Linked DNA regions of Homo sapiens: all the other regions are linked to region 2. A link is a contact called in ENCODE Hi-C or POLR2A ChIA-PET data. All regions are on one chromosome and are shown on one strand. Each heading gives the region's core, a stretch centred on a gene start or an enhancer-like site at or near the end of the contact. The rest is flanking DNA. Distances are from core to core; before and after follow the strand shown. Region 1 holds the start of PRPS2 (phosphoribosyl pyrophosphate synthetase 2). Region 2 holds the start of CA5BP1-CA5B (CA5BP1-CA5B readthrough). Region 3 holds the start of TCEANC (transcription elongation factor A N-terminal and central domain containing).

Evidence for each region. Hi-C counts contacts between places; a loop is a spot of excess contacts on that map. ChIA-PET counts read pairs that join two places held with the same protein, here RNA polymerase II (POLR2A). Pooled maps may share reads with other maps.
Region 1: a map of CD8-positive, alpha-beta T cell shows a loop between it and region 2 (13-fold over the local background). The contact joins the promoter of PRPS2 here to the promoter of CA5BP1-CA5B in region 2. A Hi-C loop is called at or near these places in 1 of 168 maps with a recorded cell type or tissue (CD8-positive, alpha-beta T cell) and 4 of 50 pooled maps. POLR2A ChIA-PET finds 5 or more read pairs at or near these places in 1 of 52 experiments (OCI-LY7).
Region 3: a map of CD8-positive, alpha-beta T cell shows a loop between it and region 2 (4-fold over the local background). The contact joins the promoter of TCEANC here to the promoter of CA5BP1-CA5B in region 2. A Hi-C loop is called at or near these places in 2 of 168 maps with a recorded cell type or tissue (CD8-positive, alpha-beta T cell and lower leg skin), 1 of 37 single-sample maps with no recorded cell type and 16 of 50 pooled maps. POLR2A ChIA-PET finds 5 or more read pairs at or near these places in 1 of 52 experiments (endothelial cell of umbilical vein).

The regions. Positions count from the first base shown.
Region 1 is chrX:12,790,085-12,792,784 of GRCh38, forward strand. PRPS2 (phosphoribosyl pyrophosphate synthetase 2) reads left to right here and starts at 1,328. Exons shown (of 7, transcript NM_002765.5): 1 at 1,328-1,535. The coding sequence starts at 1,414. RefSeq lists a silencer at 1,584-2,033.
Region 2 is chrX:15,674,018-15,676,717 of GRCh38, forward strand. CA5BP1-CA5B (CA5BP1-CA5B readthrough) reads left to right here and starts at 1,441. Exons shown (of 12, transcript NR_160544.1): 1 at 1,441-1,761. It also overlaps a transcript of CLTRN not described here and the pseudogene CA5BP1. RefSeq lists enhancers at 370-873, 1,106-1,724, 1,397-1,516.
Region 3 is chrX:13,651,731-13,654,430 of GRCh38, forward strand. It overlaps TCEANC (transcription elongation factor A N-terminal and central domain containing), which reads left to right and starts at 1,411. Exons shown (of 5, transcript NM_001297563.2): 1 at 1,411-1,458. LOC107985657 (a long non-coding RNA gene) reads right to left here and starts at 1,709. Exons shown (of 1, transcript NR_171573.1): 1 at 767-1,709. RefSeq lists enhancers at 1,094-1,283, 1,544-1,633 and a silencer at 1,212-1,523.

The sequences.
Region 1 (2,700 bases), core at 78-2,577, 2.9 Mb before region 2:
ATCCCATTATGAAGTCTGATTAGAGTAGGCTACAACCCAATTGCAAGTGGGCTTTGCTGTTGATGGAGAGCCAATTCGTGGCAAACATTAGTAAAACCAAGCCATTTATCTACCCGGTTGAATCAGCCTTTGTTGAGGAGTGTGAAACTGTGACCAGCATCACCAACCAGCCCTCTATAGACAGGGACTGCTTTCCTTTCTCCTACACTTGGTTTGTGCCCTGAAGTTGGCTCTGGTACTGCATTGGCATCTTGAGAAAACCTTTTTGCTGGTTTCTAGCAGGAAAGAGAGGAAGGAGGCCCTGACTCCAGGGATGTGGAGGGACTGAGCTGGATTGTCTAGGGAGATCTGTGTTCCTGGGATCAGGCCCTTGAGCACCCAACAGGCAGAAGGTTGTGAAGTGCCCCAAGGACCATCACATCTACCGAAAAATGGTGAATCTGGGGGACTTGGTTTGATCCAGTGAGCCACCAAGAGCAATACTTCCCCTCAGCCTGTGATGAGGACTCACATAGTGGTTGGATTTTTTAAGGACACATGGTGCAGGGGCAACTCTGTAGTTCAGGGGTCATCAAGTTTGAACTATGAGGGACCACATGGCCAATATTTACATTTTGCAGACCAAGCAAGAAAAGGGAAGATATTACGTAGGAACTTACATAACAAGAGAGAAAAAATTGTCACAATGTTTTTATTGATATAATCCAAAATACGGTAATATTTGAGTACAATTATTTGCAACTCACATCTATTAATGAGAGAAAAGGAATTCTTTTGCGGGGGGGATATTTCTCTTAATTGGAGTTCAAAGGCGGTGTCTGCTATCATCACATAAAGTGCAAATGTTCATGTATGAAAACCATGCTTAGCTCTCTGGTACAAACACAGGGAGCTCTCGCGATCTGGCCCATAGGCTGTAGTTTGCAGACCCTTGCTATAGCTGAACACCAGTCGCCCACACTGGGTTTGCGGTGTTCCGGGGTGGGAAGTCGCTCCGGGCTGCGAAGCACCTCGAGGGATCCCCCCGGCCCGAACTCTCCCTCTGTGCCCAGCTAACCGCGGTTCATTGGCTCTCCCCGCGAGGCAGGTCTGGAAGATCAAGAATGAAGCTCGGAGCTCTCTCGCGGAGCAAGGACACCTTCGGGCTTCAGGACCACCCAGGGCGTCCAAAACTGCTGCCAGGGCTGTGCCCCCGCCCCCCGGCACTTTCCAGCTCCCCCTCCACGCCCGCTCTTCCTCCCTCTCTGCCCCCTCTAGCTCCTCCTCCGGCTCCTCCCCCTCCGCTCCTCCCCTTCCCTACATCTAGCCGCCGCGCTTTCCCGCTCCCGCAGCAGCAGCCTCCCGCGTCGCTGTCGCTGTTGCCTCCGCCACCTCCTCCGCCGCCGCGCGCCCCTCGGAGTTCCGCGCCCCACCATGCCCAACATCGTGCTGTTCAGCGGCAGCTCGCATCAGGACCTGTCCCAGCGCGTGGCCGACCGCCTGGGCCTGGAGCTGGGCAAGGTGGTCACGAAGAAGTTCAGCAACCAGGAGACCAGGTGGGGGCCGCGCCGGCGGCCGGGCTAGGGAGAGCGCTGGGCACGCGGCTGCGGGGCCGGGTTGGGGGCCGGCGCCTGCCCGGGCCACCTCCGCGGACGCCGCGCTCCCCCTTCCGGGGCGGGACGGTGGCAACGCGGCCTCCGCGCCCCCGCGCCCGCGCCTGCGAAGAAACCGAGGCGGGGCGCCGCGCGTCCCGATGCGCGCCTCGGCTGTGCCCCCGGTTGCAGGGCCTCCGGTCCTGGGACCGCGGCGACCCGGCGGTCCCGAGCCGCTCCCGGCCTCCCAGCGGTGCCGCCCGGCCTGGCGTCCCCAGCCCGGAAGGGAGACGTCTGGGCGGTCACAGACCGTCGGGGAGAGAGTGGGCGCAGCGGGCGGGAACCGCATCGGGTCAGCGCGCGGTGGAGAGACGTCCTGGGTTGGCTGGTCCCAGTTTCCGCGTCCCTACAAAGCTGAACCTCAGACCAGTGCGTGCGACTAAAGGTTTCCCCCCGTCCCCAACTCTGGTTGCACGCTGGGTTTACCTGGGGACGGTCCGAACGCTGCTTCCCCCGACCTGCCCCCAAGGGTTTGATCCAACGGGCGGAGGATCAGCGATTTTACAAGCTTCCCTGGCTTCTCCTGAGCAGCCAGGGCGCAGACCACTGCGTTATCCAGAGGGTGCAGTTGTGCCAAGGTTTGAAAGACTGTGAGAACCCCAGGACGCACGTGCTGGGCTCCCCTCTGCTCCCACTACTCTTGCTGCTTTAAAGATGATGGACTTTCAGCTTCCTTCTTGTTCTAGGACTCTGCTGTGTCCAGCAACAACGCCGTGATTCGACTGTAACTTTCACCCATTTCTCAAGTCCAGGAGAGCCTCAGGTGGTGGCCATCCTCGGAAGCTGACCTGGGGGGCTCCTTTGTCTATCTGCCTGAGTCCACACAGCTCCTTGACTCATTTCAAATTGGTCTCATTTTTCCCCCTTCTTCCTCCAATGTCTAGTACCGTTAACTGTCCACAGTTACTGATAATTTTTATATCTTTGGCAAAGGTTCAATTTTACCAACATTTTCTAGAAATGGTGTTGGAACAGTTGGACACCCATATGCCAAAAAATATGAACTTCCATCCATACTTTTCACCATTTGTAAAAATTAACTTTGAAGTGGATCATAGACCTAATTGTA
Region 2 (2,700 bases), core at 191-2,690:
ATTCTTGTGCCATCTAAACTTGAGTTGGGGAAGCTCAGTCTGTGATCTCTTTGACTCTTGTCTTATTTCTTACTGGAACATAGTACTTGATAAATCTGTCTTGAATGAATGAATGAATGAATGGCTAATGGAAAGTGTCCATCCTCTAAGAATGTCCGTTCAGAAATTTCTGGACAGAAAAGCTGGTAATAACCTCCTCACTTTTTTCCTGTGAACCCAGAATTGCGAATGGAGGGAGTAAAAAAGCGTAATCTTGGAGCAGGGGGCTGCAAACAGAGGTCTGAATGTGGTGGTGTCTAGACAGGACCTAGAGAGCATTAGGGCACCAAGTGCCTAGGAAAAGTCATCAGGAGGACACATCAGGAAGTAGAGGAGTGTGCTTACTCCATGTATCTCCCTAGCATTTAAAGTCCGCTGACTTTAAATGGGCTGGAAGGAACACGGTTCCAGTTTATCTCCATATCGGGTTAAAGGACATGAAACCTAGCTAGAAGGAACATTGCTCCACCACTGGCCCATCAGTTCTGTTTCCTACTCGGTTTTTGCTTAACGAGTTGTGGTGTTTAGAGTTGGGAGATACATGGAGAAAGTCACTTTTTAGGAGAGGATCAGAGATCCGCAGGCTCATTTCACTCTATAAATGCCGCGGACATCTGGTTCCAGGACCTGGACAGTCCTCTCTGGAGACTGGTGGGCCCCTCCAACACCTCCGTGGCTTCCCGGGATCAAGTATCGCACCTAAAAGGAGCGCAGAGAGCGTGCAACTGGCGGGAGAGGCGTGACCAGAGTGGAACCAAAAGTGGGTGGCCTGGGAACCTAACGCGTGACCAGAAGTGAAGGTAGGTAAGTGCGCATGCGCAGGATGCGAGTGGCCAATGAGGACCACAAGGTTGTAGCGTGTGGCCTGAGAGGACGGCCAGGACTGGCCAGAAAAGAGAGGTGTGGAATGCAGTAAGAAAAGTGACGCGGACCAGAGGGGTCTTGCCTGTTCCGAGAGAATGGAAGGGGTTAGCCACGGTGGGAACGGCCACGGCGGGAACGGCCCCGCCAGTGAGGAGCGCAGGCAGCAAGGCTTAGCGGAAGAGGCGTGACCCAGGCGTACCGCAGGGGCGTGGCCCGAACGAGCTGACTTTAGCCCTTACGTGAAAGGCGTGGCGTAGTCGCAAGGGTGTAAAAAAGAAATTCGAATTCGCGGGACGGTCGGCCTCAGGCGGAGTAGGGACGTGAGCCCAAGGGAGGGAGGTGGGGTAGGCAGACTAGTTGTGACTGGATGATCACTGGGCGAAGGGTGGAAAAGTGGCCACAGATGGAAAGGCGGGCTGCGGAGTAGTGACCGGCAAGGGAGGTGGCGCGAAAAGGGAAGTAGGGACATGACGTAGTTGGAACGCAGAGACGTGCCTCGAACGTGGGGGGCGCGGTCCTTACGTGTGGGCGTGCCTTGTTGCTCTGAGGGGCGTAACAAAGATGGTGGAGCAGGCGGAGGGCAGAGGCGTCGGCAAGTTAGCGTGCAGGCGCGTGGCAGCGACAGGAGATGTGTAGCCAGAGCGCAGAGCAGGTGTGGACTCCGGCGCTGGGGAAGCGTGGCCAGGGCGAGATTTCAGCCTGGGTCGGGGACAGAATGGGGACTGATAGGGGCGTAACCTGGAATGACGAAATGACGTTTGCTGCGTAGGGACGTGGCTAAACGTGAGGGGGCGTGGCCAAGATGGCCGCGTGCGGGATCCTCGGGTACCGGGAGCGAACGAGGAGGTTCTGGCTCAGGTAAGTCGTTCGGGTAAGGGCGGGCGGCAGTAAGGAGCGTGGGCAGCAGCAGGGCGTGGTCTGCTTGAGAGGGCAGGAACTGTGCCACTTGCCGCAAACATGACCGCGTGCCGCTATCGGCCCTGGAGCCAGAGAAGCTTTTGGTGCGGCGAGGTTGGCCGGGGCCCTGGCGGGGCTTCTCTGAGGAATGGGAGTGGGAGGCTGGCGGCGGGGAAATAGCCACTTCCCCACTCTAGCCCTCTTTCTCCGCTATGGGGATCACCAGACATCCTTTTAGGATTCTGTCTATTAAAAAGTAGAACAGCTTTCCCAGAGACATTGCGGGATGAGAGGAGTGTCCAGAAACCAAGGAGCAGCAAGCTGGGACTCCCTCGGGTCTGCATTGTTGATATTCCCACCTGACTATGCTAGGGGCTATGGACAGACACAGCCACCCCAGAGTAGATCAAAAGCACAGTTGTGTCCCTTGGACAAATCTGAGTTTTTCTGTTGTGCCTTGCCCCAGAGCCGGAGGAGAGGAACCTCCAAAATGCAGACATTCTTGGTGGCTGGGATTCTGTGTGATATTCAGCGTTAAATGCTGCTGCTCTGAGGCTGCTGGAAACGCGTTAGTATTAATATCTGTGTACTTCTCTCACATTTACTTTTGCTGGAAAAGCTTGGGAAATGACTTAACGAAGATGCGTAAACCTTAATTTGTTTATATGCTCCTTATTAGCCACTGAATACCACATTGCTTTCTGCTTCCCCTTCTTCTTTACTGATAATCTGACCATTTCCACTATGCACTTTGAAAGTCTTGCTGGAGTATGGAGAATAGTCAGAAATCTCTGGTAAGATGCTGCCCCGCGCATCTCTCAGAGGAGTCACTATTCATAGCCTGCATCAGAGTTCACAATGAACCAAAGTTCACCCCACCTCCCCTGTCTTCAGGGACTT
Region 3 (2,700 bases), core at 161-2,660, 2.0 Mb before region 2:
CTTGGCTATAAATTCTCACTTTTCCATGCTACAATTGAAGTTGAGCCCAATCTCTCTTCCCCACTGCAAGACCCTGTTGCAGTGGTACCTATGTCTATCTCAATGGTCCTGAATAAAGTCTTCCTTACCATGCTTTAACAAGTGACAAGTGTCATTAAATAATTTTTTTTTTTTGAGACCAAGTCTTGCTCTGTCGCTAGGCTGGAGTGCAATGGCTCGATCTCAGCTCACTGCAACCTCCGCCTCCCGGGTTCAAGCGATTCTCCTGCCTCAGCCTCCCAAGTAGCTGGGATTACAAGCACGTGCCACCACGCCTGGCTAATTTTTTGTATTTTTAGTAGAGACGGGGTTTCACCGTGTTAGCCAGGATGGTCTCGATCTCCTGACCTCATGATCCGCCTGCCTCGACCTCCCAAAGTGCTGGGATTACAGGCATGAGCCACCACGCCCAGCCAAATAATTTTTTCTTTAAAAAGGTATTATATAATCCTTAAACATTTTAGCCCTATAATAGACAGCAAGAAAAAAGTAACCCCTGACAGCTCTGAGCTGCCCCGGCAGTCACAGCTGGGCCTTGGTGCTGCGTGGAACATAAATACTTCACAGAACACCATCAGACGTGGCCACTCTTTGACCAGATGGATCAAGACAAAAACAAGACTCCTTCGTAATCACGTGGGAATGCTGAAAAAACGTAAACATTGTCCAAACCACAAAAATGACCAAACATCCCCTATCCCAGTTAATGAGTCACTGGTCTTGTCTCCCCTCCTTTTAGGTAAGATTTATTATGATACTTAATCATACAATCGCCCTCCTTCCTGCCAGCACCCAGTCCAGAGTATTGGATTGGATACTCTGTTTCCCTGAACCTTTCCCCAAATTACCTTGGGGTAAGGCATCAGCAAAGGAGGCTGTCACATTCGTTCAACCATCACTGTGCTTTTACTGGCCCTTTGCAGGCAAAGAATGAGAATATGCACAGATGAGAAGTCCAGGATGCACAAGACCACTCAATTAACATTTACTACTTTCATATCAACTGATGCATGCTAGGATGCTAAAAACACTTTTTGAATTAATTACTGCGTTAAATAGATTCACATTTATGTCTACAGTTATGTGAACATCTAGCTGAGCACTGTCTTGACTGTCCTGAGTAGAAGCAGAAAAGATAAGTTGTAAAGTACATCAACAAACTTTGCTGCTAAAAAACGAAAGTGCAGTTTCTTTCTCTCGGGCCCGGGGCGGGGCCATGGCTCCTCCTCTAGGAAGCCGCGCGAGCGCAGTCCCACGGCAGCCATTTCCCTAGCGCGCATGCACTGGGTCCCAGGACCACGTGCGCCGGCCTGTGGGCTTGGATTGGCTGAGCCTTGACGTTGTCCCAGTCCCGGTGATCGGAAGTTCTCCGTGGGCACTGGGCGGCTGAAGGCTCCGGAACTGCGCCTGCGCTTTTCGGTGAGTCATGCTTCAGGTTTGCCAGGGCCTGTGTCCCGCAAAAAGGCGAGCCCTTATTCCCAGCGGAAGCCCACCCCGGCTCGCGGCAGCTTTCCGGTGCGCCCTGGGCGGCGTAGATCCGAAGGTGCTCGCACCCCCGCCCCTTCCTCTCCGACTGTCGAGGTCGCCAGAGTGGGCTGAACCCTCGGGACTGTCGCTGTTTGTGTGCTGGGTGCCGGGCCGTCATCCCAAGATGATTAGCGGCAGGCTTTGCATGTTGCTCGACCCCACCCACCGGAACTCGAACCCGGGCTAGACCGGGCAGTTGGGCTGGTCCCTTCCTCTCGCTGCACCTTTACTAGGGGTCACCATTAAGGGAAATGGTCCTAGTGCAGTGCTGAGTGGCTGTTCAGTAACCGCTACACCGCTGCCAACATTTGGCATCGTTTCTCTCCATAGAGGGCGGGGCTCCCTGTGAAGCTGGGGAGCTGTTAAGTGGGTTAGGGCTAGAAAGTTACAGTTTCTCTTTAGGCTTTAAAGAGATCTAAAGATCTGAACAGATCTAGGTTATTTTTGACTTGTTACAAACTTCTGGAAACATTGTTTCCAGACCTTTCCTCTCGTTCTTCTCAGGGTTTAGGCCATTTTTGTGCAGATGTGTGCACCTTGCTTACTATAATATTAGCTAATCTTTATAAGTTTTTATATGGATCCAATACCATATTTCGTGCCTACTTTTCCTGGCACTGTATACACTTTTTGGTATAGGTATGCACCTAAGCAAGCATTATCCATATTAGCATCAGTTCTAGAACCGTGGCGTCCCAATAATGATAGCCATTAGTTACATAAGGCTTGATCACTTGAAATGTGGCTAGTCCGAATTGAGATGTGCTGTAAGTGTAAGACACAGTGAATTTTCGAGAATTAGCATGAAAAAGAATGTAAAATATCTCAATTTGTTTATATTAATCACATGTTGAAATGACTATTCTGGATACACTGGGTTAAATAAAATGTATAATTAATTTCACCAATTTTTATTTTTTAACATGACTACTGGAAAATTTTAAATCATATTTGTGGTTTACATGTTATATATATGTTGCACAGCCCTGCTCTAGAAAAGGGTCAACAAACTATGGCCTGCAGCCAAATCCAGCCTGCCTGTTTTTGTAAACAAGTGTTACCAGAGCAAGATCATGCCTATCCATTTATGTTATTTTCTGTATCTGCTGTTGCTGCTACAATAGCAGCAGAGTT